5 separate regions of the Homo sapiens genome follow, and regions 1, 2, 4 and 5 are each linked to region 3. Evidence: chromatin loops called from intact Hi-C (ENCODE). Cell type or tissue: mammary epithelial cell. All regions are shown on one strand. Each heading gives the region's core, and the rest is flanking DNA. Links, peaks and the distances in the headings are about the cores only. Region 1 holds the start of CCIN (calicin). Region 2 has its middle 28 kb from the start of RECK. Region 3 overlaps RECK (reversion inducing cysteine rich protein with kazal motifs). Region 4 has its middle 13 kb from the start of RECK. Region 5 holds the start of OR2S2 (olfactory receptor family 2 subfamily S member 2).

Region 1 (6,329 bases), core at 512-5,511, 64 kb after region 3:
CACCAGGGATATTGACTAAGAAGACAATAAAATCTTTTTCTTTGTGTAATAACCTCCTCCAATGTGATTCATACTTCATTCTCCATGGCTGAGACAATCCGTGACTCTGAATCCCTCTCTCGATTAACCCCAGAATACCTGCAACCCATTCCCCGTGGACTGTGTTGCTTAAGTGGCCAAGTTTTAAGCCATCTGACCCACCAGCACAGAGCTGATTGGACTAGAGTGGACACTGGATCCAACGGCAGCCAATCACCAGGCTGGCCATGGACTGGGAATTTCAGCTAAGAATTATGGAGAGAATTTACCAGTGGAACTGAAAAAAATAAGGATGCCATAAATTGGAATTAGGGCCATGGCAAACCAAAGCTACTTGCAAGCCAAGTTATGAATAGGAAATACACAGAAGCGAAGAAGCCAGTTATTGGAGGTACAAAAGAGGAGGAGATGCTGAGAATATTCTTGAATGTTCCTGAGTTTTCTAGCTCCAGCCCAAATCTGTATATCTTTAAAATATGCCCCTCATTTTCCTCAGGGCTTCCAAACAAACTGATATACCAGCCGATAGTCCCCAAAGATTAGAATCATACCATCTCTTCCTAACGGGAGACACCATGAACAGAAAATGTGGCGCCTGGTAGGAAGCTGACGGTGGGTGAAAAGACCCTGCTGAGATCCTTTTCTGGCCCCACCTGGCAAGCTGCCAGCCAATGAACTTCTTGGTGGCTCCTCGGGTCACCCCCCCCACCCCCATACACACACACACACACACACACACAACCAGGTGGTGGAAGCCAGCATGCAGCCAGCCTCTATGGGCTGGAGTTTGTTTCCACAGTTGGCTGGATTGAGGAAAAAGCTGGACCGGGGAGCTTTCCTGGGCTAAAGAAATGCCAGACAGCAAAGCTGGCTGAGCAGGTGGGCACTAATCTCACTTTTAAGGATTTCTTGAAGATGGCAAGCCTCACAATCCAAAAAGAACAAGGACAAACCAAACCGCGGCTCTCCTTTGTAGCCAGAGGGCAGAGGAAGAAGACAGCTCTCTGGTGCAAGCCTCTTCCTCTCCCTGGGCTTCAATTTATCCACCTGTACGAGGTCTGTCACATGGAGTTAGGTCTATCAGTTCTCTCAGGTCCCCATGACACCTCCAGACCCAACTTAATGCTGGAAGTGTCTGATGAGAGAGCTCATTCCTGCCTTGGTGCTCTGGGAGCTGAAACAAAAACAAACAGGCATGGCCACCTCCTCCACTGAAATGCTCCCAAGGCTGAAGCTTGCAGGTGGGAGGGCAGGGGAGAGGACAAAGGAGGTGTGAAGCAGCAGGGCCTGACCCACCCACCCCCTGCTCCCGGGTGAAGATGTCCCAGGAGGCGAGATCTGCCAGCCTGCATGTCCATGGGAGCCAGAAGGTGTCTGGCATCAGCACCAAGAGGCCTCATCATTCACCCAAGTTGCTGCTGCTGCTTTGCAGAAGGTAAGGGCTGAAGAGGCATTAAGGGCTTAATTATTCTCCCAGGGAGACTGGTCTCCGGAGGAGGAGGCTGAAATTGAAGTCTACTTCCAATGGGGAAAACAGAAGTTCTTCACTTTGTGCACGTATCATATCCCAAGAGACCGAGTCTCTCTATCGCATTCGGGCGGGAAGGTGGACAAATTCAGTTTAAAAGGGTATTTTTGGCCAGGTGCGGTGGCTAACGCCTGTAATCCCATACATTAGGAGGCCAAGGTGGGTGGATCACGAGGTCAGGAGTTCAAGACCAGCCTGGCCAAGACGGTGAAACCCCGTCTCTACTAAAAATACAAAAGTTAGCCGGGCGTGGCTGCGCGCGCCTGTAATCCCAGCTACTTGGGAGGCTGAGGCAAGAAATTACTTGAACCCGGGAGGCGGAGGTTGCAGTGAGCCGAGATCGGGCCACTGCACTCCAGCCTGGGGGACAGAGTGAGACTCCATCTCAGAAAAAAAAAAAAAAAAAAGGGAAGGGGCGTATTTTCAAATAATTTTCAAGTTACCAAATCTAAAAATAAGGAAAAGACTAGTCTGGAATGAACGGACGAGGGAGGGAGACAATGAGAATGAGAATATGACTAAGCCAGGGAGGGAAAGAGCTGGAACGGCTCAGATTCCCGAGGCTGATACTGAAATTTCCCGGGAGGGGCACTGAGGACGGCCCGAGGGTCTAGAGTGGGGCTTGGGCCCAGATTGGAGGAGATCAGAGAGGTAAGTCCTTTCTGTACCTTCTCGCGAATGCCTGGGCGAGATGCAAGTCCAGGCCCTTCTCTGGGGTCTCTTCCCAAAGGCTGGTCCGGGTGGGGCTACTGGGCTCTTTTGCCTCCCCCTCCCTCCCGCCCGCGGCGCTCCAGCTGGCGCTTATCCCCTTCTTGCACGAACAGCAGTTCCACAGACGCCCCACAGGACTCCGGGAGCCCCACGCCAGCCAGGAATCTGTCCGAGTCTGCGGGCACCCTCCTCTCTCCCCGCAAAGGACTCGCAGGGGTCAGGAAACCCCCCCAGCTGTTACTGGGAGTCGGAGACAGTCTTCTGGCCTCTGGAGGGCGCGCCTCCGTTGGGGGCTCAGCGTCCCCATCTGTAAAGTGGGGACAGGTGTGTGTCTGGGGAAATCTAAGGAGTCCTGCAAGGCTGAGAGCCCCCGATCCTGCCGTTTGAATTCCAGGGTCGCGGCGGACGGCACGGCGCTGCCGCCTTTGCACGGTGGCGCGTGGAGGCAAAGCGAAAAAGGGGACGCCCCGCGCCTCTTTTCCATCCTGGAGAGGGGTTGGGGTGGTGCCCGGCGCAGAGGCGGTGCGCTCGGGGGCGGGGACGACCCTCCAGCGCCACCGCGTGGCTGGACTGGGTTCGGGCGGCGGGCCCAGAAGAGACGCGAGGTAGCCACAGCCTCCTCAGCTACCGCGAAACCAGAACCACGATGACCACAAGTTTTTATGAAGGGAGCAGCCACGAACGCCGGCGCTGGGCGAACTGGTGTAATATGAGTAAGAAAACGGCAGCTAGCATTGATTGAGCTTTATGACAAGCCCACTACTCTCCAGTCCTTTTCTCATTTAAACTCTAATAATAGGCCGGGCACGGTGGTTCACGCCTATAATCCCAACCCTTTGAGAGGCCGAGGCGGGCGGATCACCTGAGGTCAGGGGTTCGAGACCAGCTTGGCCAACATGGTGAAACCTCGTCTCTACTAAAAATACAAAACTTTGCCGGGCATGTTGACAGGCGCCTGTAATCCCAGCTACTGGGGGTGGGGGGTGAGGGGGGTTGGGGGGTTGGGTAATAAAAGACAGGGGAATTGCAACAGAGAAAGAGTAATTCACACAGAGCCAGCCGTGCGGGAGACTGGAGGGTTTTGTTTTTGTTTTTTGGGGTTTTTTTTTTTGAGACGGAGTCTCACTCTGTCGCCCAGGCTGGAGTGCAATGGTGCGATCTGGGCACGCTGCAACCTCCGCCTCCCGGGTTCGAGCGATTCTGCTGCCTCAGTCTCCCCAGTAGCTGGGATTACAGGCATTACAGGCATGCACCACCACTCCCAACTAATTTTTGTATTTTTAGTAGAGACAGGGTTTTGCCATGTTGGCCAGGCTGGTCTCGAAACCATGACCTCAGGTGATCCGCCCACCTTGGCATCCCAAAGTGCTAGGATTACAAGCATGAGGCACCGCGCCCGGCCTGGAGTTTTATTATTACTCAAATCAGTCTCCCGGAGCATTGGGGGAGCAGAGTTTTTAAAGATAACTTGGTGGGTAGGGGGAAGCCAGTGAGCCAGGAGTGCTGCTGATTGGTCAGAGATGAAATCATGGGAGTTGGAGCTGTCTTCTTGGGCTGAGTCAGTTCTTGGGTCTGGGGGCCACAAGATCAGATGAGCCAGTTTATTGATCTGAGTGGTGCCAGCTGATCCATCAAGTGCAGGTTCTGCAAAATATCTCAAGCACCGGCCGGGCACGGGGGCTCACGCCTGTAATCCCAGCACTTTGGAAGGCTGAGGCAGGTGGATCACCTGAGGTCGGGAGTTTGAGACCAGCCTGACCAACATAGAGAAACCCCATCTCTACTAAAAATACAGAATTAGCCGGGTGTGGTGGTGCATGCCTGTAATCCCAGCTACTCAGGAGGCTGAGGCAGGAGAAACGCTTGAACCCGGGAGTTGGAGGTTGTGGTGAGCCGAGAACGCACCATTGCACTCCGGCCTGGGCAAGAAGAGCGAAACTGTCTAAAAAAAAAAAAAAAGAGAAATCTCAAGCACTGGTCTTAGGAGCAGTTTAGGGAGGGTTAGAATCTTGTAGCCTCCAGCTACATGACTCCTAAACCATAATTTCTAATCTTGTGGCTAATGTTAGTCCTACAAAGGCAATCTAGTCCCCAGGCAAGAAGGAGGTCTGCTTTGGGAAAGGGCTGTCTTTGTTTAAACCGTAAACTATACATATAGGTTTCTCCCAAAGTTAGTTCAGCCTTTGCCAAGGAATGAGCAAGGACAGCTTGGAGGTTAGAAGCAAGATGGAGTCAGTTAAGTTGATCTCTTTCACTGTCTCAGTCATAATTTTGCAAAGGCTGTTTCAAGCTGAGATCGCACCACTGCACTCCAACCTGGGTGACAGAGCGAGACTCTGTCTCAAAAAAATAAAAATAAAAATAAAAATAAACTCATAATAATCTTTGAAGTGGGTACTACTATCAAATATTAGTTCCATCTCACAGAGGAGGAAACTGAGGTTTAGAAAGTCTGATCAACTCGCCCAAGTCCACCTTTGATGGAGAAAGCTGACCCACTGAAGCCCCCAACATTTTCCAACTGGACACTTGGAAATGTTGGGGGAACATTCTAGTTTGCCAAGGAGCTGAAATCATCCGGTCTTTAAAGACCCTCCCATGCCCCCGTTTGTGGTTAACTCCTTCATCCCTGCTCCAGGGAGTGGCCTCCACCTCTCCATTTTGAAGGAGAATGATGTCTGTGGCCACCAAGGTCAGAAGCCAAAGGACAGAGCTTTTCTCTGATGCCCAGGAGCCTTGGCAGGAAGAGTGCTTGGAGAGTTGAGAGTCAGAGACTGGGGAAAGCTGGGTAGTCAGGAGCTTCCAGAAGGGTAGGAAGAATGCGAGGTTCCCCAGGTTCTGGGCCCTGCTCGGCTTCCAACTGGCTATGTGATTTTGGGCAAGTGCCTTCTCTTCTCTGGGCCTCAGTTTCCCTCAAAATGGGAGGATTCTTCTAGGTCTAATAATCTCTTCCCTTTCCCCACCTCCCCTTATCTCTCCTACACAAACTGCTCCCCACTGCCCCACCCAGACTGGCTCTGATATTCCAGAAGCCTTTAACTACGGTTTGAAAGTCCCAGGTGGAAGTTGCCGCCCATCCCTGAGGTTCCTCCTGAGCTCTGGGCCCAGGGCTTTAGGTCCTGCTAGGGTATGTGGCCTTGGCAGGTTGGAGAGATCAGAGGGGAGGAAGGCCCAGTGCCTCTGAGACAGGCCTCAGGGAGGCCTGCATTGTGATGACCTGATCCACTCTATGACATCATCCTCTCTTCCACCCTCTCTTCTCCCTGGTCAACCGCTCTGCAAACAACCATCAATCTGATCCCACAGGCCTGAGAAAGTCTGCTCTCCAGTACCTGCTGCTGATCTGTTTCAGCCGACAAGAGGCACCATGAAATTGGAATTCACGGAGAAAAACTACAATAGCTTCGTGCTGCAGAACCTGAACAGACAGAGGAAACGCAAAGAGTACTGGGACATGGCCCTGAGTGTGGACAACCACGTCTTCTTTGCACATCGCAATGTGCTGGCTGCTGTCTCCCCACTGGTGAGGAGCCTCATCTCCAGCAATGACATGAAGACCGCTGATGAGCTTTTCATCACCATTGACACCAGTTACCTGAGCCCGGTCACAGTGGACCAGCTTCTGGACTACTTCTATAGCGGCAAGGTGGTGATCTCCGAGCAAAATGTGGAGGAGCTGCTTCGTGGGGCTCAGTATTTCAACACACCACGCCTTCGAGTTCACTGTAACGACTTCCTTATTAAGTCCATCTGCCGTGCCAACTGCTTGCGCTACCTCTTCTTGGCTGAGCTGTTTGAGCTCAAAGAGGTATCAGACGTAGCTTACTCTGGCATTCGGGACAACTTCCACTACTGGGCCAGTCCTGAGGGCTCCATGCACTTCATGCGCTGTCCACCTGTTATCTTTGGCCGCCTGCTCCGTGATGAAAACCTTCACGTGCTCAATGAAGACCAGGCGCTCAGCGCACTCATCAATTGGGTGTACTTCCGGAAGGAGGATCGGGAGAAGTATTTCAAGAAGTTCTTCAATTACATCAATCTCAATGCTGTC
Region 2 (6,329 bases), core at 686-5,685, 93 kb before region 3:
CAGGAGGGATAGCACAGAGTCCAGGGAAGACATTCTATGTTGGTGGAATCTGGAGTATGACAGGCAGCGTCTAAGATGGCTTTAGTGATTCTTGCCTCCTGGTATTCATGGCTTTGTGTCATCCTCTCCCCTTGAGTAACTTGCATTTAACCAAAAGAATACACTCACTTGCTGGCTTTAGTGAAACAAACTTCCAGATTGGAGAGACAAATGTGGCAAGGAACAGAGAGAGGTCTCTGGCCAACTTACTCAGGACCTCAGCCCAACAACTCTCAAGGCACTGAATCTTGCCAACTACCTAAGTGAGCTTGGAAGTAAACCTTTCCCCAGTTGAACCTTCAGATGAGATCCCACCCCTAGTCAAAACCTTAGTTATAGCCTTGTGAAAGACCCTGAAGCAAAGGATCCAGTTAATCTATAATCAGATCTTGACCCACAGAAATTGTGAGACAACATGTGTGTTGTTTTAAGCCACTTAGTTTTGAAGAAGTTTGTTATACAACAATAAATAACTAATATGTAGAGGACGGTTATGAAGTATGAGGAAGAAGCCAAGGAAAGAAAGAGGTAAAATATCTAGAAAACAATGGTTCAGTGAAAGGGAGCCCTCTACTTCCTCAAAAGTCTTTCCTATTGCCAGAGGACATTAGTGTTCAACAAGTATTTTCTCATCCTGGGTCAAAGTCTGCTTATCTCCCTGCACTTATAGCCTGGGTGTTAGCTTAGCCTTTGGCTACATGGGACATAATCACTTCCTCTTTTGAGTATCAGCCCTTCAGAGACAGAAGGACAATAAATCACTGTAGATAAGTGCAGCTACACTGAAGATACGGCTCTGAACTGGGCACATTACTCCTTCTACTACCTGCTGTGAACACTGTGTGTCTGTCAATGTGTCAGAGATCCCTTTGGCTTACCTGGCAAAGAATCATCTCCTCCAGGAAATTTCCCATGGCAATTTCTGCCCATAGAACTCTCTCTCCTCTAAACTTTAAAAGCTTCCTTCCCTGGGATGTCCAGTTTTGTTCTGAACTCTGGAAATTAACTTGTGTCATTTATTTTCTCTGGGTGTGTCCATGTGCATAGCTCTATTCACATATCCATATGCATAATGTGTGTGTGCACTTATAAGTGGTTTTGTAACTCTTTTTCTCTTCAGCCTCAAGGATCTGGTGGTATCCATTTACGAGATGAAATGCTAATAGGCTTCCTGGTGAATCGTGAACTTGAATCTTGATGTTTGAATCCCCCTTAGTTTGTCTAATTCATGTTCCAGAACTCATCTGCATTCATTATTTTCATTCTGGATGGAAACTCAGTGGTAACATTATTTGTCAATAGTTCTTTCAACTATGTCCCTCATTTTTCCATAGTAGAGTTAGCCTTTATGATCATAGTGGCAAAGAGCAGGAATCAAAATGATGACTAGTGAGCTCGGTTTCCTGAACTTACTCTGTATCTCATTCTTGAACTGAAAACACTTTGTTGTCATGGTTAGCTTCTTCCTCACTTCCTTTTTTCATTCTGTGACTACTCACAGGTCTCTAGAATCATACCCCTTGGGTCCACAGTAAATTCTAATGTCTTAGATGATCCCTGCAGAATATTGGAGCTTTGAGAAACATCCTTATGTTCTCTCTCTCCACTTAGGAGCCACAGTGATGGGAATCATTGTTCTCTGCAAGCTTCCTGAGTTGGTAAAAAGCTTGTTCCAATTAGGACAGATATGTCAGATATTGACATATTAGCTGGAGTTCTGCTTATCTTTTATACAAAGAAGTTTTACATCTTTACTTTTGTATTTGGCCTCAGAAATCTTAGAACACTCTACCAACTCTGAAACATTTCCTTCAGGGCATCAGGTTCATTGACTTCCCTCCTGAATTCAATCTTTGCCATCTGCCTGGTGTACACTAGGGAGCATGAAGAGTCTTCCAAGTTCTGCCACATCACCGCTAAAGGACATCCCAATGGCCAAACATGCTTTGGGAAATATTCTTTACCCTTGTGTACTTGTAGACTGTCTGTCATGAAAGAGGAAGTGATTATGTCCCATGTAGCCAAAGGCTAATCAATTCCCAAAGCTAAAAAGTCAGACAGAAATTACCATGTATTTCTATAAAGTTACACCGAATGTGCTTGCCTGTCCTGCCTCCCTTTTACCTCCTCCACCTCTTCCTCCTTTGCCACCCTCAGACAGCAAGACCAACCCCTCCTCCTTCTCCTTCTCCTCCTCAGCCTATTCAATGTGAAGACAAGGAGGATGAAGACCTTTATGATGACCCATTCCACTTAACGAACAGTAAACATGTTTTGTCTTTCTTGTGATTTGTGTGTGTGTGTGTGTGTGTGTGAGAGAGAGAGAGAGAGAGAGAGAGAGAGAGAGAGAGAGACAGGGTCTAGCTCTGTCATCCAGGCTGGAGTGCAGTGGCACCAACTTGTTTCACTGCAACCTCTGCCTCCCAGGCTCAAGCCATCCTCCCTCCTCAGCCTCTGGAGTAGCTGGGACACAGGCACATGCCACCACACCCGGATAATTTTTGTATTTTTGGTAGAGACAGGGTCTCACTTTGTTGTCCAGGCTAGTCTCCAACTCCTGAACTCAGGCGATCCACCCACCTCGGCTTCCTAGAGTTCTGGATTACAGGCATGAGCCACTGCACCCAGCATGATTTTCTTAATATTTTCTTTTCTCTAGCTTACTTTATTATGAGAATACAGTATAATAATACATTTAACATACAAAATATGTGTTTATCTACTGTTTATGTTATCGATTAGGCATTCAGTCTAACAATAGGCTATTAGTAGTTGTTTTGGGGATTTTCAACTGCAATGGGGATCGGCGCCCTAATCCCCGCGCTGTTCGAGGGTCAACTGTATTTTTTTCATGTGCCTCTTTCTCGCCACTAGAGGGTGCACTCCCAGAAGGCAGGGACCCTGGGTTACTCTGCACATTTCTGCCTTTTGCCGCTAGAGGATGCACTCCCAGAGGGCATGGACCCTGGGTTACTCTACACATTTCTGCCTTTTATGGAGCATACGCTCAATAATTGTTTGCTGAATAAAGGAATGTCCCCATTCTCTAGACTCATCCCTGTCCTGGGTCACATTCTGTCCATGACTCGTAAGAGGTCTGGGAGCACGTGCACAGATGACAGGAAGCTGAAAGGACAGTGACTTGGGTGCCCAGTGAGGATTGAGGCAGAACACAGCAGGTTGCTTCAAGGTGTTTAATCCAATGAGATGAACATTTAGAGGGAGAGTAAAGGTCTTTCAGTCAGATGCCCCAAGCCACTGCGTAAGCACAGACTGGGGGTGACGGGGCTCGGCTGCAGCACAGGAGAAAGCACCTGGGCTTTGAATGAATCCTGGAATCACTAACCCACAGATTGTTGGACCCTGTTAATGAGATTATGATGTTCAGAAAGAAAGAAAGGGGACAAGGAAAGAAGGAAGGGAAAGAGGAAGGGAGAGAAGAAGGGGGAGAAGAAGCAGACAGCTGACTTCCTCCAGTGCTGCCAACATAATTTGTTCTTGGGGATGTTATCCCAGAAGGATAGAAAGTTTCTAAACTGAGTACAACTCACTTTCCAAACCTTAAATGACTTCAGGGTCTACAATGGTCCCAAAGAATAAACTGCAATTTAAATTATCTTCTAAGGGTGATGGCCAGTCCTTTGGAGATTGTGCCCCAAGCACATGAGGCAGGAGAAGCAGAAAGGACCCTTCACCTGTCACATGTCCTGAGCCCTCACCCTGGCGTTCAGACCCAGTGTCACTGTTTCTGACATGTAGCCTCTTTCCAAACCTTGGAAAATCGATCATTCTTGCTCATGATGTTTTTTTATAAAAGTAAGGGCAAGTTTTGGTGAAAGGAATTCCACAATTTTCATTAGCATTGGCTATATTTATTTTTTAAATAAATTGATACATAATAGATATACATAATAGATACATAATATCTATTATTGATACATAATAGATATACATGGTTTTAAGGTACATGTGATAATTTAATACATTCATATAATCTGCAAGGATCAAGTCAGTGTAGTTGGGATATCCATGACTTTAAACATTTGTCTTTATGCTAGAAATATTTGAATTATTCTCTTCTAGCCATCTTGAAAGGTATAGTAGCTTATTGTAAACTATAGTCACCCTCCTGACCTATTGAACACTAGGTCTTATTCCTTCGATCAAACCATATATTTTCACCCATTAATCAACAGCATGGTTACATTTCTATCATCAGACTTGATTGTAATGGAATGGGGGCTTGAGGAGGGCAGATGTGAAGCTGTTTCATTGGTATGATATTATTCTCACAAAATCAAATAGACCTCCTCAACCTGCAAGAATGTCTGAGATCATCTGGCCTCACCCTGCCATCATGCTGAGGAAATGGGGGCTTGCCAGGGACCATACAGCTGGTAGTCCTTCTCACGATTGGTTGTCCTTTCTTGATAAAAACTGTTGGGCTCTTTCTCACTTCATAGTTAGATACAAAGTCTGGCAATAATAATAAGCATGTTTCTGAATCTGATAATGATGACATAGAGGGAATATTTTCTTCATATGATCTGCAGGTTCTTGAGAGTTGGCTGGCCAGCCTACAGTGAGAAACCCAGCTGGGGACTGATACACTGCCCAACACACACATCCCAGCAGCAGCGTGTCTCGGGCACCTCAGCCATCCTCAAGCTTGGGGACCATTCTTAGTGTCAGCCTTTGTAGCGAGCTCCTGGTTGATACATTTGCCTCTAAGAGATATATCTACTTTTTTAAGACCTTAAGAGAAAAAGGGAGATTTATTCTTATTTATCTTCGTGCTGAAACCATACTATTTCTAGATATTTAGGCAGTTGTGTGTAAGAGAGATTAACTGCCTTTAGGGGCTCCAGAAGACAAGGCCAGGTAGAAGTTGCAAGGAGACAGATTTCAGCTCAATATCACAGGGTAACTACTTCAAAATGAAGTGAGCCTTACCAGGAGATAAAGAACCTCACATCACTCAGATAGTCAAATCTAGGTTCTAGGACTATCAGGAATGTGGTAAGGGGCTTTCTGCATTAGAAAGGGGGCAATTACTAAATAGACCCTAAGACCTGTTGTCCTTAGCATTCAAGTAATTGTTATGGTTGATGATGATGATGATGATGAAAGCATTTGTTTGCATGACTATTTCCCCACTAGATTTTGAGCTCTTTGTTCCCAGCACCTAGAATTATGCCTGGCCCAGAGTAGACGCTCAACAAATATCTGTTAACCTGACCTGAATTATTATGGCACTGACTTGGTCACAGCTATAATGTGCTAACCACCAACATAGGAGTATCTCGGAGCTCGTGAGGCAGGAAGCATCGCTGCAACAACAGAGGAGGGGGTTGGATTACTGAGAGCTCTTGGAAAGATAGATATCTGGGAAGTTTGTAAGTATTTTAGATACAGTTCTAATAAAACTGTAGTGCTCAGTTGCCTACAAGTTTTTTACTGGTCCAGAACAAATCATAGTTTGAGAAGCACTTCGAAGTCTGAGGAGTGTTGAGGAAACAATGATTCATCAGTACTTGTTAAAGCACGGCAAAGCAGACTTTATTCAGGACTATCTCAACATGTATAGGGACCACTGCCATGGGATTTTGCAGTGAGGGAGAGAAATTGGGCTCAACTCCAAATACAGCAGGCACAAGTGGGAATTTTTAGCCAAGGAGGGGGCTGGAGGTAGGTAGATAGAAAATTACTAAGAAGAAGCATCGGGGGTAACGGGGATTCTGGCTAAATGGACCTAACAGAATTCTTGCTGAAGAGAGGACAGGGTAATCAGACATCACCTGGGGATGGTGGAGGATGAGGAACCTCATCAAACATTGAAGATGACCAGATATTGAGGAGGGGGGTTCTTGCTGAACTGACTTAGCAGGGCTTTTTGCTGAAACTGAATTTTATAAGCAAGGACACAGATGTACCTAGAAGAAGGTTCAGATGCCTGGCCAAAGTTTGGAAAATCTGAGAATCTTTGTCAAGAGAGATTTAACCTTTCCATTAAATAAAAAAGTAACAGAGCAGGACCCAGGGTTCTGTGAACAGTCTCAGGAACAAGTTAATGCCTTTGCCGCAGGCAATGGAGAATGAAGAGAAGACGGGAGGTTCAGTTGGAACTGTCATTCAACTTGGCCATGGGGCACAGGGGCCTACTTGCTGCCACAGATGTACAAAAGGATCAACCAAATGTTGAGACCTTGGCACCGGATGTGTCGGGGTGCCCGGGGCTTGCTGTCTAGGCAGGTGCCACTAGAGCTGTCCTCTTGGCTGCTACATGCCCC
Region 3 (5,000 bases), core at 1-5,000:
GTTAAAAAGAAAACATGCAATCAGAGTTTAATGCTAGTGTCTACACTGAATCTTCATACAATCGAAGCTGATATCCTTTCATGGGTTGTATGTGCTTTCTTAAGAAAACCAGATTTTTCTGATGCATTAGTATGTCAGGATTTTACTTGTTGCTTCTCTCTAGAAAATAATTGCCTCTTGATTCTTTCTGGCCTTTTTTCTCTTTAGGCCAACAGAACTTTTCAGGAGTTGTAATGCACAGTCAGATCAAGGAGCCATGAATGACATGAAGTTGTGGGAGAAAGGAAGCATAAAGATGCCATTTATCAATATACCTGTTCTTGATATTAAAAAGTGCCAGCCAGAGATGTGGAAAGCAATAGCTTGTTCACTGCAGATTAAACCTTGTCATAGTAAATCTCGGGGAAGTATTATTTGCAAGTAAGTTTCTTTCATCCTAACGATTCTCCAGCTTTAGTTCAGACCCTCCGTGATCTCTAGCCAGAGCCTCTCCATAGAATTTTCTCTCTTACCACTTCCTTTGCCTATCACCCCCGTATGTCAAATGCTTTCCCACTTTTTCCTCCTCTAGTTGAAATACTGCTCCCCTCATCACCACCTACTGGCTGTCCTTGTCTCCTCTGAAATACCAGACATTCCTGTAGTCTTCCCAGATTTCTCCAGCTGAAAGTAATTTATCCTTACTACAGATTCCTATAGACCTTTATTTGTACTTCTCTTATGGAACTTAGTTCATGAAACATTTATTAAATACCTCTGATGCACAATTCTATTTTTATATGTTAATTTATGGACTTGTCTTATATTCTGTTAGACTTTGCTCTTCTTCTTCTTTTTTTGTTTTGTTTTGTGTTTTTTTTTTGAGATGGAGTCTCACTCTGTCGCCAGGCTGGAGTGCAGTGGCATGACCTCAGCTCACTGCAACCTCCACCTCCCAGGTTCAAGCAATTCTCCTGCCTCAGCCTCCCGAGTAGCTGGGACTACACGCCCAGCTAATGTTTGTATTCTTAGTAGAGATGGGGTTTTACCATGTTGGCCAGGATGGCCTCAATCTCTTGACCTGGTGATCCACCCGCCTCGGCCTCCCTAAGTGCTGGGATTACAGGCCTGAGCCACTGCGCCCAGCCGACTTTGCTCTTCTTAAGGAGCTTATTTTGCTTAGGAAATCAAGGATCAAGTAAAGATAGGAGCTGCTATAGTGGGTGAAACCAAAAGCATTTAACACATAGTAATCTGCCCATTGTTCTTCACATATCTTTTTTTCCAAAAGTTTTCCAAAACCAAGTTAATATCCAGCCCCTAAGCTGTTGGTATGTGGCTCAGTGCTGCTGGATACCTTAATAATTTCAACCTTAAACAGAGTCCAGTCTATTCTCTGACATGGCTTCGGGATAACCTGATGGGGAAATACTGAGGTATAACAATTAGGTGACAAGCAAGAGGCAACAAGAGGGGAATATGTAGACTCTTAGCACAGAAAACTTGTAGGAGTCAAATCCCTATTGAAGACCAAGAACATTTTAAAGTAGTGGACTTTCTAGTTGTTATAGGCCAGATGCTAATGTTGATAACTAAAAAGAGACTTAGATAAGGAAGGGAAGGCAAAAGAGGCAAGCAAGCAAACAAGCCAGCATAAGGTCCTAGAAGTGAGGATATATGATTTTTGCAGAGAGTAAATCAGACTAGCTTCATTTAATTTCCTTTCAAAGATACTGAAAAGCCACATTGCTGGTAGTAACAGTACGAAGAAGTGTACAATTTGAGTAAGGGCTTTGGTCTCAGACAACAGAAAGTTAGGGGTGCTTTCAATTTATTATTCAACCTGAGCTCTCCTGTGACTCTTGTTCTCTTTTGAAACATGTTAAGTTATGAAAGCTTACTTTCTGGAAAGCTTCAGAAACAAGTGATGTTGACTGGACAACATGAGGAGGTTCCTCAAGCTCTAAACTTACGTGCATTTTTTTTTCAAGATCAGATTGTGTGGAGATTCTTAAAAAATGTGGAGACCAGAACAAATTCCCTGAAGACCACACAGCTGAAAGTATTTGTGAGCTTCTGTCACCTACAGATGATCTGAAGAATTGTATACCTTTGGATACATACCTCAGTAAGTACTTTTTTGTATGTGTGTTTTTAGATTTCAAATACTTCTCTCTTCCAACTATTTGTTTTACTATTTGTTTTGGATGAGCATTTATCTGTTGAGAACATGGGATTCAATGATACCATCTCAATCACAGACTCTTGTTTGCTTGGCCTTTTTGGCCCAGGAAAGAATTGTTGTTTTAAAATATGTAAGCAGAAGTGATTCTATCAGTCTGAGGAGGTACCAACTGTGGTCAGTCAGGAATTCTAAGCAGTGACTCAGGGGGCCAGCATTCTCAGATAACCAGCTCCATATCATTGCTGTCTTCTTACCATAATAATGACTAGAAAGTGGAATTTACCCCCAGAGACTATCAGCCTTTTGTCATCAGAGTGTCAGTGGATGAGAGCCAGGAATTGGCTTGGACTTACTCACCCAACAGGGTATAAAAAAATGATAGTCTAGGCCAGGCGTGGTGACTCAAGCCTGTAATCCCAGCACTCTGAGAAGCTGAGGCAGGCGGATCACGAGGTCAGGGGATCGAGACCATCCTGGCTGACATGGTGAGACCCCGTCTCTACTAAAAATACAAAAAAATCAGCCAGGCGTGGTGGCGGGCGCCTGTAGTCCCAGCTACTCCGGAGGCCGAGGCAGGAGAATGGCGTGAACCTGGGAGGCAGAGCTTGCAGTGAGCCAAGATTACACCAATGTACTCCAGGCTGGGCAACAGAGCAAGACTCTGTCTAAAAAAAAAAAAAAAAATTATAGTCTAGCTTAATATGTAAAAATGGAACTTATCTCACTGCTTCAGTTTTTCTCTGCCAAATACTCCCGCCAAAAGCTAGAAGAGCGTGTTGCTATCTCATTGAGGGATCCTGGAGCTGGAGCTCAGCTTCTTGGCAGTGAGACCCATACATGGTGGAAACCAGGGGATGACAAGTAGAACTCCTACACACCCAGTAGTTAAGGGAAGTGTTCAGGCTGCCACCAGGGGGCATCTGTGCCATGATCTGGCTACAAAGGTAGACAGTGAAGTCAGCCTTTGTTTTCCTGTGTTAGGTAGGATTAACAAAAAACAGAACAAATAGAAGTAAAGAAAGCCCAGAAACAAATAGTCTAGGGCTTCATCATCAGGAATCCAGGCTCCTTTTATCTTTCCCCACCATCCTTAGCATTTAGCTTCAGTCATCAAGATTACTTAATGTACTTTGTCATCACAACATGGCTATTGGAGTTCTAACCACCATAATCTAGTTCCAGAAGGTAAAAAGGAAGGGACAGAGCAAACAACTTCTCCCTAGTCACACTGTCCATCCCTAGTTGTAAGGAAAACTGAGAAAGGTTATTTTTTAAGCTCTGGGCCCATTGCGGCCCTAAGTAAAATTGGAGATCTTTTAGTAATCAGGGAGAGAAAAGTATGTGCTGGATTTGTAGCTGGTAGATTTGTAGCTGGTAGATTTGTAGCTGGTAGTATTCGCCATATTTTCTCAAGGCCAACAAACTGTGTCCCTTAACCTTTGTGACCAATATAGCAAAAAAGAGAGCATTAGACTGGAATTTAGACCTTTGTGTCTTTGAGCAGATCACTTCTTTGAGCCTCGGCTTCCCTATTTATGAAATAATTAGGCAAAATGAGATGAACTCCAAGGGCCCTTATACCTCTGTTAGTCTTAGAGTATGAGTCTGGCCTAAAATCAAGTAAGCAACACTTATTGTATTTATAATTCTAGATTCTATTACAGCAGGCAAATATTTGTGTAGAAGGAAACTATATCAATGGGAGGAAAATTAAATATCTCTTTAAATATCACACATGGTTTCTATCAAGTGAGACTCTTCCTTGGCCATGATTTCCGAAGTTAAATATAATCATGGTTTGGAGTCCATACATATTACCATAATAAATTCTCATTTATGATAAAACACGCTAAATTATCCTTCTTAGACATCTTATTTGACCACCCTATCCAAAATATACCTGTCATTTTTTATCCCCTGACACTACTTATTACTTACAATTTTCTGACTTAATTATTTATTTATAGATACACATATACATACATAGCATGTGTGTGTGTGTGTGTATATATATATATATATATATATATATATATATATTTTTTTTTTTTTTTTTTTTTTTTTTTTTTTTTTTTTGAGATGGAATCTTACTCTGTTGCCCAGGCTGGAGTGCAGTAGTGCAATCTCGGCTCATTGCAGCCTCTGCTTCCCAGGTTCAGGCCATTCTCCTGCCTCAGCCTCCCGAGTAGCTGGCACATGCCACCACGCCCAGCTAAATTTGAGGGGGGGCTTTTTTTTTTGAGAAAGAGTTGCACTCTGTCTCCCAAGCTGGAGTGCAGTGATGTGATCTCGGCCCACTGCAACATCTGCCTCCCGGGTTCAAGCAATTCTCCTGCCTCAGCCTCCTGAGTAGCTAGGATTACAGGCACCTGCCACCATGCCCAGCTAATTTTTATATTTTAGTAGAAACAGGGTTTCACCATGTTGGCCAGGCTGGTCTCAAACTCCTGGCCTCCGGTGATCCGCCCGCCTCAGCCTCCCAAAGTGCTGGGATTACAGGCGTAAGCCACTGTGCCCAGCTCATACATAGTGTATTTATTGTCTGTTTCTCTACTAGATGTAAACTCTATGTTAGAGACTTGTCTATTTTGTTCATCACTGTATCTCCAGCACCTAGAACCTTGCCTGGAATATTGTAGATCCCAATAAATTTAAAAAAAGAATGAATGTATGTTTATGTGAAATTCATCATTTCACAAATGAAAGAATCTCGGTGTTTTAATAGCTTGGTAGAATCAGGCCTTACTTTACACTCATGAGCTCTTCATTTATTCCAGCCATAATTAATTCAGATAATTTACAGTTTTCTCTTACTCTTTTAGGTTGGTTAAACTAA
Region 4 (6,329 bases), core at 670-5,669, 79 kb before region 3:
CCTATCAGGATCTGACCTCTGAAGCATCAAAGGAAGCATATGACCAGATAAGTGAGCATGGTGTGTGCTTAACAAGCATCTAGGTAAATAAATGTGCATAAGGCATGGGAGCACAGAATGGGAAAAGAAAGGGAGTGGAGGTTCACAGCCCATTCTGAGGCTGTATTTCAAGATGAAAGGTAACACATAAGCAGTCTGTCTCAAAGTTATATCTTGAGACTGGGGGTGGGAGGAGGAAGAAAGGGGAAAGGAAAAAGAGTTATAAAATGCATTTTGAGGCTTAGCTGCTAAGCTGCTTGATTATAGCTGGGACTACTGGTGCATGCCCCCAAACCCAGCTATTTTCTAAAAAAAAAAATTTTGTAGAGATGGGGTCTCATTGTGTTGCCCAAGCTGGTTTTGAACTCCTGAGCTCAAGCAATCCGCCTGCCTCAGCCTCCCAAAGTGCTGGGATTACAAAGGGGAGTCACCGCATCTGGCCTCCTAGTACAAAATTTATATTCAATTGATAATAGCTCCTACCACTGCTTCTACAGCTGCTGTTGCTGTTATAGCCCTTGCACTGATTTTTTAGCATGTCTGTCTTCTCCTAAATATTGAGCTCTTTAAAGTAGAAACTTTGATTTTCATCTCTGAGTACCCAGCACTGAGAATCAGGCCTGGCACAGAAGGTGTGCTCAGTAGCCATCTCTTGACTTGAGCCAAACGGCCACGGCACAGACACTGTGTGCTTGCACAGGTACAGGACAGTCTCACAGCTCCTTGCTGGAAGTGCTCCTGTAGCAACCTGGGAAGGGGTCAGATCACAAAGCAGAGCTCGGAGGAGATGGATTTCTACAGAGTTTGTATGGTTTTCAAGCACAGGGTAAAATAAAGCCAACTGCAAAACCTCTGGATTGTCAACAAGCTTATGATGACCCAGGATAAATCACATGTGAGCACCTAGAAATCCGAAAGAGAGATTTTTAGTTCCCTGAAAAAAGCAAGGGAAATCTCAGGACCAGCCTCAGAAGCAAGTCAGTGTCTTTCGTGAGAGCTGATGGGGAATGAGGAGGAGGGAAGTTCAGAGATAACTGAACTTCAACTTGGCCAAAACGTGCAGGAGGCCCCTTGCTATCCAGTCATAGAGGCTCACTGGTGAAGTGAAATTTACTTAAAGGTCAGTAAAAGTTTAAAGTCTTGGCACTGGAGTTACAGGGTACCTGGGACTGACTCCTGGCTGATATCACCAGAGCAGAGGAGTTCTTGGCCCATCTGCCCTAAGGGAAGGGAAGAGACTAAATGTCATCAGTCACCTGCCCTTCTATGGGGACATCATCAACCACTTGACCTGTGAGGTCCTGGCTGTCCTGAAGTTGGCCTGTGCTGACATCTCTATCAACATGATCAGGCAAAAGGCCTTCTCCACCTGCTCTGCCCACCTCACAGTTGTGGTCATCTTCTACAGGACCATCCTCTTCACGCATGGGAAGCCCAAGTCGAAGGACCCACTGGGGGCAGACAAGCAGGATTTTGCAGACAAACTCATCTCCCTCTCCTATGGAGTGGTCACCCCCATGCTGAACACCATCATCTACAGCCTGAGGAAAAAGGGTGTGAAGGCTGCTGTGAAGAACCTGGTATTTCAGAAACCCCTAACTGAATGACAGACTGTCAGAATCCCAGGTGGCCAGAACATATGATCTCTAAGCACCTCACTGTGCTCATGGGGAAATGATAACTCAGAGGAAAGAAGGGACTTTCCCAAGGTCCAGGCCATGAACCATGGGACTAGGACGAACAAGTAAACTGAGTGTCCCCTGTTGTGTCACAAGTAATGGAAGCTTCTATCAAAGGACCTAGAGGGAAAGTGCCCCCACATTTCTACTTTTAATTTCCCATTGCCCCATTTCCTTACCTATCTATTTTTAATTTTTTGGCCTTGAATACATTTTTGGGTTACCACAAATCCTTTCTGACATGAGAGTAGGCATAATTGCAACCAAAGAAACAAAGCAACAAAAAAGCAAACAAAAAACCCAAATGAACTAATGACAAGACATGGCAGTGGGGGTTGGGGTGGGGGCTGGCCGTCGGAGCCCCTCCGTGGACCTTAGCTGTTTCTCTCCCCTGCTAGAAGCTAGTTTTAGACTGCATGGCTTTGAGGTCCTTTCAAAGTTGACCTTCCAAGGCAGTGATTCTAGCCACAGGACCTTGAGTATTGTGGTGTATTAGGCCATTCTTGTACTGCTATAAAGAAATACCTGAGACTGGGTAATTTATAAAGAAAAGAAGTTTAACTGGCTCATGGTTCTGCAGACTATACAAACATGGCTCCAGCATCTGCTTAACTTCTGGGGAGGCCTCAGGGATCTTTTACTCATGGCAGAAGGTGAAGTGGGAGCAGGCACTTCACATGGCCAAAGCAGGAGTGAGTGAAAGAGAGAGAAAGATAAAGAGAGAGAAAGAGAGAGAGAGCAGGCAGGAGGTGCCACACTTTACAACAACTGAATCTTGGGAGAACTCACTATCACAAAGACAGCACCAAGCCATGAGGAATCTGCCCGTGATCCAAACACCTCCCACCAGGCCCCAGCTCCAGCACTGGGGATTACAATTCAATATGAGTTTTGGGTGAGGAAAGTATCCAAACTATATCATGTGGAAATACCACTGGCCATCCGAATTGAATTATTATAACAGCAGCTTCTAGCACTTCCAGAGAAAACAAGATAGCTGTTCAAAGAGCATCTGAGGGGAGGGAGTGGAGAGGCAGCCGCTCAGGTCAGCATAGACCACAGAGTGCTTTCAGCCCAGGCCAGGCAGCCTGACACCTGCCTTCCAAGTCCAGCCCTAACACTATTTCCCGCTGCTGAGCACTTGGCTAAGTCTCCTTCCTTCTCTGGGCCTTGATTTCTTTGTCTGTAAAATGAGAGCGTATAGCCCGTCCCTGTCACTAGCCAATACAACTGGGGACTGCCAGAGAGGGGGAACTCATGGCTCGCACCCCACCACCCGCCACTCTTTGATTAGGGGTCTCCTCTGGGGTCGCCCCTCCATTCATTCCCTCCACAGTTCGTGAGCAATTGTTCCTAACTTCCAGTGCCACTTACAGAATTGGGTGGCTGGTTGCAGCTCTAGCTACCTGTGCCTGCTGCAAACCTGCCACCTGGTGGACATTGCTGAAGCTGACAATTGAAATTTCTGCAAGCTCCTGAGATAGGTGCTTCTCAAACTTGAATGTTTTCATGAGTTATCTGAGAATGTGGATAAGGATTCGGTGAGTCTGAGGTAGGGTCTGACATTCTACATCTCTAACAGATTTCCAGGTAATGTCTATGCTGCTGAACTCTGCAGGCCACGCTTTGAGGAGCAAAGCCCTAGAAGATGTGGGACCAGGGCAGGAGGGCTGAAGGAAGAGGCAGGGTAGGAAGACGTCCTCGCGCAAGTCTCCTACTGTGAGCCAAGCCCTTGGGCATCAGCAAGCCTGTGAGGTGTTCATCAGCCCGGCAAATTCCCTCATAGCAAAAGCCTAAAATGTCAATGCTTTTAAGTCTCTGGGTTGCAGATTTCACTTAATTTTTGGCCTTTGAGTATCCCTTAGTTTCTGGAAAGCTCATCAGTACCTTTTAAAAAAATGTTTTTACATTTTATTCAGCATGCTCAGTTGTGTTTCACACTCAGCAAGACGAGAATACTCAGAGAATCTAATTGTTCATGCTGCCAGAAGAGATACCCTTGACCAGTGTGGTTTTATATTCCCAAAATCAAGTTGCCCATTTGCTCCCCCTATTCAATCAATAGTTTCATTAATTCATGGAGATGAACAAAGACTCCCTAGAATGAAACGTTTGTTTTTCTCTTAGAGTGTCAAATTAGACAATAATCTTAAAAATTAGGCTTTCTGGCCAGGCATGGTGGCTCACACCTGTAATCCCAGCATTTTGGGAGGCCAAGGCAGGAGGATCACCTGAGGCCAAGAGTTTCAGACCAGCCTGGGAAACATGGTGAGACCCCATCTCTACAAAAAAATTTAAAACTAGCTGGGTGTGACAGCACACACCTGTGGTCCCAGCTACTTGGAAGGCTGGGGCAGGACCACTTGAGCCCAGGAGTTCAAAGCTGCACAGAGTGAGCCTTGATTGCACCACTGCACTCCAGCCTGGGCAACAGAGTGAGACCTCATCTCAAAAAAATTAGGCTTTCTGAGAGAAAAGAGAGTTTTTAAAAATCCAGAATTTCTCTTTTATAGATTAAGAGCAAAATTGGGGGTTATCAGCAGTTTGGGTTTACCTTTATCTTTACTAAAAGGTATAGGCAAGAGAATTCACGATATAATAATTAAGGTTTCCAATGTCCTTAGGGAGAAATGGAGTGCTTTCTTAGCTAGAAGCTTGGTCAGATTGAAGAGGATAATCAGAAAAGATAGAACTAGTGTAAGATTCTATTGATTGGATAGGGAGGAATTTAACACCTTCTCCATCCTGGGCTGGTGCCCAAGCTAGAGGTTGTGGGTGATGTTGAGAAAATAAAACCTCTGATAGAAAGTCCATATTTGTTAAGGGCGAATCCATGAATATTTATGGTTCTTTACTTCTCCAGAATGACCAACATCTTATGGATGCTACAAGCCCAGAAGGACTGGGCCTGCAACAGACCACCAATTCCAAGACACTCTCAGCCCCGATGGCACATGAAAGGGGTCCAGAATTCCTGTCCCCATTAGAAGGATACAGGGGTGGTTGGACATATTATCTGATCATGTTGTCAGCAGGATCACCATGGTGAGTGATGAAGTGACCCCATTACTAAATCTTTCCATTTAATGGGTCAAGGCCATTGAATGGAAAGATTTAGAACAAATGGGAATATTAGCCACATCTTCAGGGGTCCATTGTATCAGCAGTGTCAAAGCAGGCCCAAGCCAGTTGGGCGTTGATGTTTCTGGAGCAACTGGATAGTCATACGGGGGAAGAAATGAACCTTGACCTTTACTTCACACCATTCACAAAACTTCATTTGAAATCAATCATAGACATAAATGCTTAAGCTAGAACTACGGAAAGTCTAGAAGAAAACACAGGAGAAAATCTTTGTGACCTCAGAATAGGCAAAAGTTTCTTAAGATGCAAAAAAGCATGAACCCTAAAGGAAATAAGTGCCAAATTGGACTTCACCAAAGTTTAAAACTTATGCTCTTCGGACAATACCATTAAGAAAATGAATGGGTAAGCAACAGATTGACAGACAATAGTTGCAATGCATATATCTGATAAAGGACTTGTATCCATAATATGTAAAGAACTCTCACAATGCAATAAGAAGGCAGTCCCCGAAAATGTGGGAAAGATTTGAACAGATGCTTCACAAAGGAGTTTCACAAAAGATTTATAGATGTCCAAGAAGCACATGAAAATTGTTCAACGTCATTAGTCACTATGGAAAATCAAATTAAAACCACAATGAGATTTCACCCTACACTCATTGGAATGTCTAAAATTTTAAAGACTGACAATACCAAGTGTTATGGAAGACATGTAGCAACTAGAACTCACATACATTGCTGATGAGAATGTAATATGGTACAATCCTTTGGAAAACAGCTACTGGTTTCTTATAAAGTTAAACATACACTTCCTTGTGACAATAGTTCAAGTCTTGAGTTTTGTATTTTCTTAGATTCTGCATTTGTCTATTTGACATCCGTTAATTTCAGGGCCAAACTAACAACCAAAGTTGTTTACATCTCCTCTGAGATCCAGAGCCTATACTCTGAACCACCTCCTTATCTAACTCACATACCAACCAATATTTCCCTGCCCTAAACCACCCAGGGCCATGTATCGGACAACCAGAGACCACCCTCATAGCCCAGAGCCCACATATTTTTCAATCCTATGCTGTCTACCCACCCCTGCCCTGCCTTTCCCAAGGAAACTGTAATAGAGTCTCTGGCCTAGGCTCTCCCCTCACTCTTGCTTCTGCCTCCTGAAAAAACCTTGGTGCTTCCCCACATGACCCCAGCATGGAATGGTGTGACCTCTCCTCTTGGGAAATGTAAATAATAAAAATCTTCTTTCAAAGGCATTGGCCTCTATGTATTTTCACTCGGTCATCTACATAAATTAAGATGACTCGAATACATCTTGAGACATGAGTGTTTACATAAAAGAAATAAAAATATACATCCATACAAAGACATGTACACAAATGCTCATAGAATCTTTATTCATAATAGCCCCACATTGAAAATAACCCAAATATTCATCAATAAGTCAAAAGATAAACAAATTGAGGTACATCCATACAATGAAATACTACCCAGCAGTAAAAAGGAACAAAATACCCAA
Region 5 (6,329 bases), core at 790-5,789, 150 kb before region 3:
GGAATTTCCTTCAAAGGAACTCAAGATTTTACTTTATTTCTATGCTTTGGTGCCCGCAAGTCCCTAGGAGGAGTCTCTACTCCATCTCAGTTATACCAAGAGCAATCAGTGTTATCAACCAACCTTGAGCTCCTGTTTCATTTCTTTTCTACTTATTCCCATTCCAGTTGAATTACTTGGAATAGTATAACTTTGCACCTGTTTATTTTCTTTTGTCTAAATACTATGGCATAACCCATACACCCCTTCTCTCAACAACACAGTTTAATCTGATTAGGGACAGACAGAGAATTGATAATGATCCATGAAATCCCTATAGGATTGTGTTCTAGATACCTTCTATGATAAACCACTTGAAATCTCTATTTCAAAATCTTGCTGCATAGTCCCTATAAAAATTCTTCCATATCTTTCCCCCTGAAAGAAATATGCGGGTTCTTATTGCTAGAAAGGGGACAAGTTATGCGACTGTGATCTTTTCTTATGACATCACTGTGGAGAAAAAGGCAGATTTTGCCTCAAGCTAGAAGATGAGAAAAGGCCCTGTTTAGCTGGTAGGGAGGACGGTGATGACTGCTGCTGAAGACTCAAGAGTCCAAGACAACCGGTTTCTCTCTATCTCTCTCCTTCTCTCTCCCTCTCCCTCTCTTCCTCTTTCCTTGTCTCTTCTTCTCTTCTTCTTTCCTTGTCTCTCCCTCTCCTCCTCTTTCCTTGTCTCTCCCTCTCTCTTTCCTCATCTTTCCCTCTCTCTTTCCTCCTTTTTCTTCCCCCAAATCTCCTCCCCTTTCTCCTTCTCACCCTCTCTTCCTCTTTTTTCTCTTCCCCTCTCTCTCCTCCCCTCTTTCCCCCTTCCGTTTTCCCCCTTTCCCCTCTAGAACCTGGATTTTTGCATATTAATTTTTTATGCAGCTTCGTTATTGAATTCTCCTACTGTTTTTCAAAATTGCCTTTTGATTGATTTTACTGTTTTATCCAGGTATAAAATTATGAGTGTATCAGCTAACAATAATAATAAAATTATTCTTTACCTTTCTTCTAGTTTCACCTTTTATTTATTTATCTCTACTCTCTAATTCAATGGTTGGTATATCCAGAAAAGGGTTAAAGTGTAACAGATTTGATTTGATGCACCATTACGCATGACACATACTTTTCACTAGAGATATAAATTTAATTTTATTAAAGAACACATCCATTCCTATTTTATTAGAAGGAATTTAAAACTAAGAAATTCATGTTCAACTTTTTCAATAGTTTTGAGGATCTATTTAACCTATAAACGTAGAGAATTATACCAAGACATATCCTTAAATTATTCTAGCTTTATTTTTTAAAAATAAGTCCATTAGGCTATGGTTTAGTATTCTTTCTATGTGCTGCTGAATTCTATTTTATATGTATGCGTGCATCTACATACATACACACGTAGGTAAATAGATGAGATAGGAAAGGAAAAGGTGGTGTTTTCATTTCCTGTACTTCCTTGTTATGTTTTTAATGGTATGGCATCAATGTTATGCTGGCTTGGTTAAAGCAATTTGGAAGATATCTTTCTCACTTTATTCTCTGAAATTGTTTAAACAGTATTAAAAACCTTTTGTTCCTTGAATGTTTATTACCACTCATCTGTGGAAACAGATGGCCTGGAACATCTTAAGGTGGTAACTGACAAGTTGTCAACTTCTCCTTAGGTAATTGGTATTTTAAGTTGTCTATCTTTTTAATGGTTAACTGGGTAATCTGTTTTTTCTTAGAATATAAATTTCCCCCCCAAATTTTCACATTTATTTCTGGGAGTGGAACAAAATATCCTTACAAAATGTCTACTTTTCTTGGCACCAGTGGTTTGGATCAGATTAGTGTTTGGTGGTGTCTGTGGACTGGGGACCCTGGGGATGGGGATGAAGGGTGGGCTGAGCAGATGGAGCCCAACTCCCTCCCCTGGCCCCCACATCTATTCTGCCCCCCACCTCCATTTCAGCCAAAGCAGATATACTTTATATTTGGAGTTTTAACTTAAAGATTTCGTAGGGCATTTGGTCACTAGAGTAAAAGCCTAAAGCACCCACTAACCCAGAACTGTGATTTTTAAAATAATACATTTGTCTGTATGATTAAGTATAATAATATAATAGTTTTGCCTCCCCTTGACACCCAAAAGAGAGTGGGAGTGAAAGGTGCCACTGTTCCTAGAGGAAGCAATGTAATTTCTGACTCAACAGTTACACTATAATAATGTAATTTATAATATAAATGGATATGACTGCCATTCCTCAAGGAAGAGAAAGTGAGTGGAGGACAGCCTCACAAGAAGGCAGGCTTGTTCAAGTATCTCTCTCTGCCAGACAGATCTCCACTGCCCTGGGGAAACAGAGTTAGCTTAGCACCATCATTATTATTCCCAAGGTATTTTCAGAAATATCACACTGGAATTAGATGATACTGTGGACACAATTTAGTACCTGTCAGTTGGGTAAACTGGGTGATTTTGGCACAGGTGGAAGTATGCGGGCTATTTATGCTGGAGGGAAAAAGACCCAGGAACCAGGAGAACAATCTTTATATATCGGAAGAAAGAAGAGATAAGGTGTATTTCATGTAAAGGCACGAAGCTGAATTAGGACTGGAAGATGCTATCGGAGACAGATGTTAATGGAGACACGTATATGTTAGCACAATTCAAGGAAGAATTTGCTAGTAGGGCTGAATGAAACAGCTAGAACCTGGAAGTGTTAATTCTCTATCACTGGAGGTATCCAAGCAGATGCTGGATGAGTGGGGTCAGGGATATTGGAGAGAAACTCCATGAACTATGCAGTTAGCGGTGAAGAAAGAGACCTGTGCAGCTGCCTCTAAAAACACGACATGGCTCTGTAAATGTCTGAAGTTGGCTTGCATGGCCACTAGATGTCACTCTTGTGTATCTGCAGTAGCAAGATCGTTTCTCTTCTAGGGCAAGTAGAAATCAGAACCTTAGACTAACACAATATAGTGAAATTTTATTAGCAACATATACATCCTTATCTTATGCAATTCAATGTTTTTTTAATAGAGATAAGGTCTCACTATGTTGCGCGGGCTGGTCTTGAACTCCTGAGCTCGAGTGATCCAATTCATTCTTGACAAATATAAGAAAACTTAAATATATCACTTGAAGCAAAAATATTCCAAGAACTATTCTTAAAAACAGATTCACTTTCTAAAGTTTCCTTTTAAATAAGTCTTTTGATATTCTCAGACTTTGATATAACTTGCCATAAAACTGCTGCTTTTCATCCACAGCAATTTCTGAACCTCTTGTATGTCTTCTGTGTCTATGAATAGATAGGCAAAAGAGGTTAAGGAATCTGCCCAAACCCTTAGGTAAAAAAACATTGGCCTGGCGCAGTGGCTCAGGCCTGTAATCCCAGCATTTTGGGAGGCTGAGGTGGGCGGATCACCTTGGCCTGGTCAGGAGTTCACCTTGGACTTGGTCAGGTGTTCAAGACCAGCCTGGCCAACATGGTGAAACCCATCTCTACAAAAATACAAAAATTAGCTGGGCATGATGCCAGGTGCCTGTAATCCCAGCTGCTCTGGAGGCTGAGGTGGGAGAATCGCTTGAACCTGGGAGGCGGAGGTTGCAGTGAGCCGAGGTCTTACTATTGCACTCCAGCCTGGATGACAGAGCAAGACTCTGTCTCAAAAAAAAAAAAAAAAAAAAAAAGCTTCCCAATTTTTATTGTGCTGAACTTTGGAGGCTCAGGAAATGCTACAACTTTATACCCTATTGAACATTCACAGTGGACCTTTGCATAATAAAGGCTCTGAGAAGTCTTGGAACAAAGAAACCTATGAAAATTTAGCCCCATAGGCTAGGACACTGTGGCTCACGCTTGTAATCCCAGCACTTTGGGAGGCTGAGTCGGGCGGATCACTTGAGGCCAGCAGTTTGAGACCAGCCTGGCCAAAATGGTGAAACCCTGTCTTTACTAAAAATACAAGAATTAGCCGGGCATGGTGGTGTATGCCTGTAGTCCCAGCTACTCAGGAGGCTGAGGGATGAGGCTTGCTTAAACCTGGGAGGCAGAGGTTGCAGTGAGCCGAGACTGCACCACTGTACTCTCGTCTGGGTGACACAGCGAGACTCTGTCTCAAAAAAAAAAAAAAAAAAGAAATTAGACCCAAAGTCTTCAAACATGTGTAGCCACCATCTGTCTACTTCTATCTATATCTATCTACCATCATCTTTTTTCTAGAACATGATTTGGCATCTATCAGAATACAAGCTTTGCTGTTGTGAAATTCTGTAAGAACGTCAAATTTGAACTCATTACTCCTTGAATTTTATTTAATTTACTAGGTGGTGTTCAATGATCTGCAGTGCATCAGGAAAAAATAGCCTAAATTTTCTCATAGCTAAAAAGATATTCAGTCATCAAAATAGATTATTCACAACTAAAAGCTCCCTAAGTGAAGAACTTACCTTTTCTTAGCCATTCAGGCAAACTGAGTGTAATAAACTGAAGCCTCAGTAAAAGTTTCCACTCCCTCCTTATTTCTCTGATTTCCCTGGTGAATCCAGTAGGGCTGGTAAGTTGCTGTGAGAACATTCTCACGTCCCTGTTCTAACTCTAGAGCTGAGACACTCTAAGGGCCATGCGTCATGCTTTCATGGCTGCTGTCTCGTGTGGTTTTACCGTATGTTCAGAATGCCTTCATCACAGTTGATTATTTATTGAGTCTGGTGTCTGTTGAAGCTGTCAGACATAGGACTAAAACTCAGGAGATATCGTCTGAAAAGTTTAATATCTCCTGCAAATGGACTTAGAGTGAGAAACCATTATAGGTCACATGACTTGGCTTTTGAATGGCAGCTGATGTGATTGTGATTCCTTACTTCCATGTGGGTGACAATCACAGAGGACCCTTCCACCATCACTGAGTGAAGCCTTTTGGTCTCAGCAGTCTCCTCACAGCAGCCTTCACATCCTTGTTCCTCAGGCTATAGATGATGGGGTTGAGCATCGGGGTCACCACCCCATAGAAAAGGGGGATGAGTTTGTCTGAAAGATCCTCTTTGTCTGCTCCCATGGAGTCCTTAGACTTAGGCTTCCCATACATGAAGAATAAGGTCCCGTAGAAGACGATCACCACGGTGAGGTGGGCAGAGCAGGTGGAGAAGACCTTTTTCCTCCCCTCAGCTGAGGGGATCCTCAGGATGGTGGTGATGATGAAGACATAGGAGAAAGAGATGAACAGAACCGGGACTCCTAGGAAGATCACATTCGTCACCTCCATGCTGATCACATTGATGGAAATGTCAGCACAGGCCAACTTTAGAACAGCCAGAATCTCACAGGTGAAGTGGTTGATGACATTGTCTCCACAGAAGGGCAGCTGAATTGCCAAGGATGTGTGTACCACGGAAGCAGCACCACCAATAGCCCAGGAGCTGGCAGCCATGGGCATGTAGGCAGCCTTGCTCATGATCACGGAGTACCTAAGGGGGTTGCAGATGGCCACATAGCGATCAAATGCCATCATGCTCAGGAGCAAGCACTCTGTTCCTGCCATGGCAAAGGAGAGTGCCATCTGCACAGCACAGGCTGAGAAGGAGATGGTTTCCTGGGGAGTCAAAAAGCTGTCCAGGACCAGTGGGACTGAGGAGGTAGTGAAGCAGATGTCCAGGAAGGAGAGGTTCCCTAGGAAGAAGTACATGGGCGTGTGCAGGCGGGAGTCAAGGATGGTCACCAGGATGAGGACCCCATTGCCCAGCAGGATCACGAGGTACATCAGCAGGATGAGCACGAAGAATGTCTTTTCCAGCTCTGGGTGGGCAGAGAGCCTCAGGAGAACGAACCCCATCACAGGGGAGGTCTCATTGGCTTTTTCCATGTGATATCCCCTCTGCCATCAGCAAAGTACTGAGCAGCGCATCAGGCTTTTTGGGAAGAGTCCTAGGCATCTAATATGTGGTCAAGTTCCCATTGCATAATAGAAGAACATATCTGTGCAAGAGAAAAATGACGGAAAGAGACAGTAGGGGGTGTCTTAGAAGACAGAAGGTCAGAGCTGGACAGGTAGTGGGTGAGGGCCTCAAATGTCCGGTTGTGCATGAGGGATTTTTCTGAAGTTGCTGCACCCTCTCAGTGTCCACAAAGGTGATAGAGGCCTGGGGAGGAGAAGTGACCTGTCCAAATCTTCTGAGCAAGTTGGTGACAGAGACAAGACTTGAACCCAGCAGAGCATATCCCTGGCCCAAGGAGGGCTTTTCCTCTTCATTGTGATTAAGTGCTAGGAAATGCTATGAATTATTTCTCTTTAATGCAAATCCACAGCAATTTCAT

What was found. A loop is a pair of places that touch in the nucleus more often than their neighbours do. Peaks named below come from ENCODE experiments on the same cell type or tissue, not always from the same donor. Only the 100,000 strongest peaks of a DNase experiment are listed, where the experiment ranks them.
Region 1: it touches region 3 in a loop (25-fold over the local background); 99 of 110 quality-filtered maps call a loop at or near these places.
Region 2: a loop joins it to region 3, with 5 times the contacts of the local background. A loop is called at or near these places in 7 of 110 quality-filtered maps.
Region 4: a loop joins it to region 3, with 2.7 times the contacts of the local background. A loop is called at or near these places in 9 of 110 quality-filtered maps.
Region 5: a loop joins it to region 3, with 3 times the contacts of the local background. A loop is called at or near these places in 7 of 110 quality-filtered maps.

Annotation. Positions count from the first base shown.
Region 1 is chr9:36,163,858-36,170,186 of GRCh38, forward strand. GLIPR2 (GLI pathogenesis related 2) reads left to right here. Exons shown (of 5, transcript NM_022343.4): 5 at 1-49. It overlaps CCIN (calicin), which reads left to right and starts at 5,531. Exons shown (of 1, transcript NM_005893.3): 1 at 5,531-6,329. The coding sequence starts at 5,646. RefSeq lists enhancers at 2,437-2,546, 2,637-3,137 and a silencer at 2,737-2,946. In mammary epithelial cell, for the core only: a CTCF peak has its summit at 2,841 (motif pointing left); a DNase peak (open chromatin) is centred at 2,894; H3K4me3 peaks cover 567 bases.
Region 2 is chr9:36,006,020-36,012,348 of GRCh38, forward strand. No RefSeq gene overlaps it. Among named protein-coding and RNA genes, the nearest start is that of RECK, 28 kb to the right of the region's middle. In mammary epithelial cell, for the core only: a CTCF peak has its summit at 2,945 (motif pointing right); no DNase peak of the experiment used is centred there; H3K27me3 peaks cover 255 bases.
Region 3 is chr9:36,100,124-36,105,123 of GRCh38, forward strand. It overlaps RECK (reversion inducing cysteine rich protein with kazal motifs), which reads left to right. Exons shown (of 21, transcript NM_021111.3): 11 at 208-420; 12 at 1,971-2,107. Among named protein-coding and RNA genes, the nearest start is that of GLIPR2, 34 kb to the right of the region's middle. RefSeq lists an enhancer at 2,176-2,676. In mammary epithelial cell, for the core only: a CTCF peak has its summit at 3,075 (motif pointing right); DNase peaks (open chromatin) are centred at 2,458 and 3,068; H3K27ac peaks cover 348 bases.
Region 4 is chr9:36,020,473-36,026,801 of GRCh38, forward strand. It overlaps the pseudogene OR2AM1P. Among named protein-coding and RNA genes, the nearest start is that of RECK, 13 kb to the right of the region's middle. In mammary epithelial cell, for the core only: a CTCF peak has its summit at 3,147 (motif pointing left); a DNase peak (open chromatin) is centred at 5,449; H3K27ac peaks cover 125 bases.
Region 5 is chr9:35,952,222-35,958,550 of GRCh38, forward strand. It overlaps OR2S2 (olfactory receptor family 2 subfamily S member 2), which reads right to left and starts at 5,933. Exons shown (of 1, transcript NM_019897.2): 1 at 4,887-5,933. The coding sequence starts at 5,877. The coding sequence ends at 4,918. RefSeq lists an enhancer at 1-241. In mammary epithelial cell, for the core only: a CTCF peak has its summit at 2,914 (motif pointing right); a DNase peak (open chromatin) is centred at 2,890.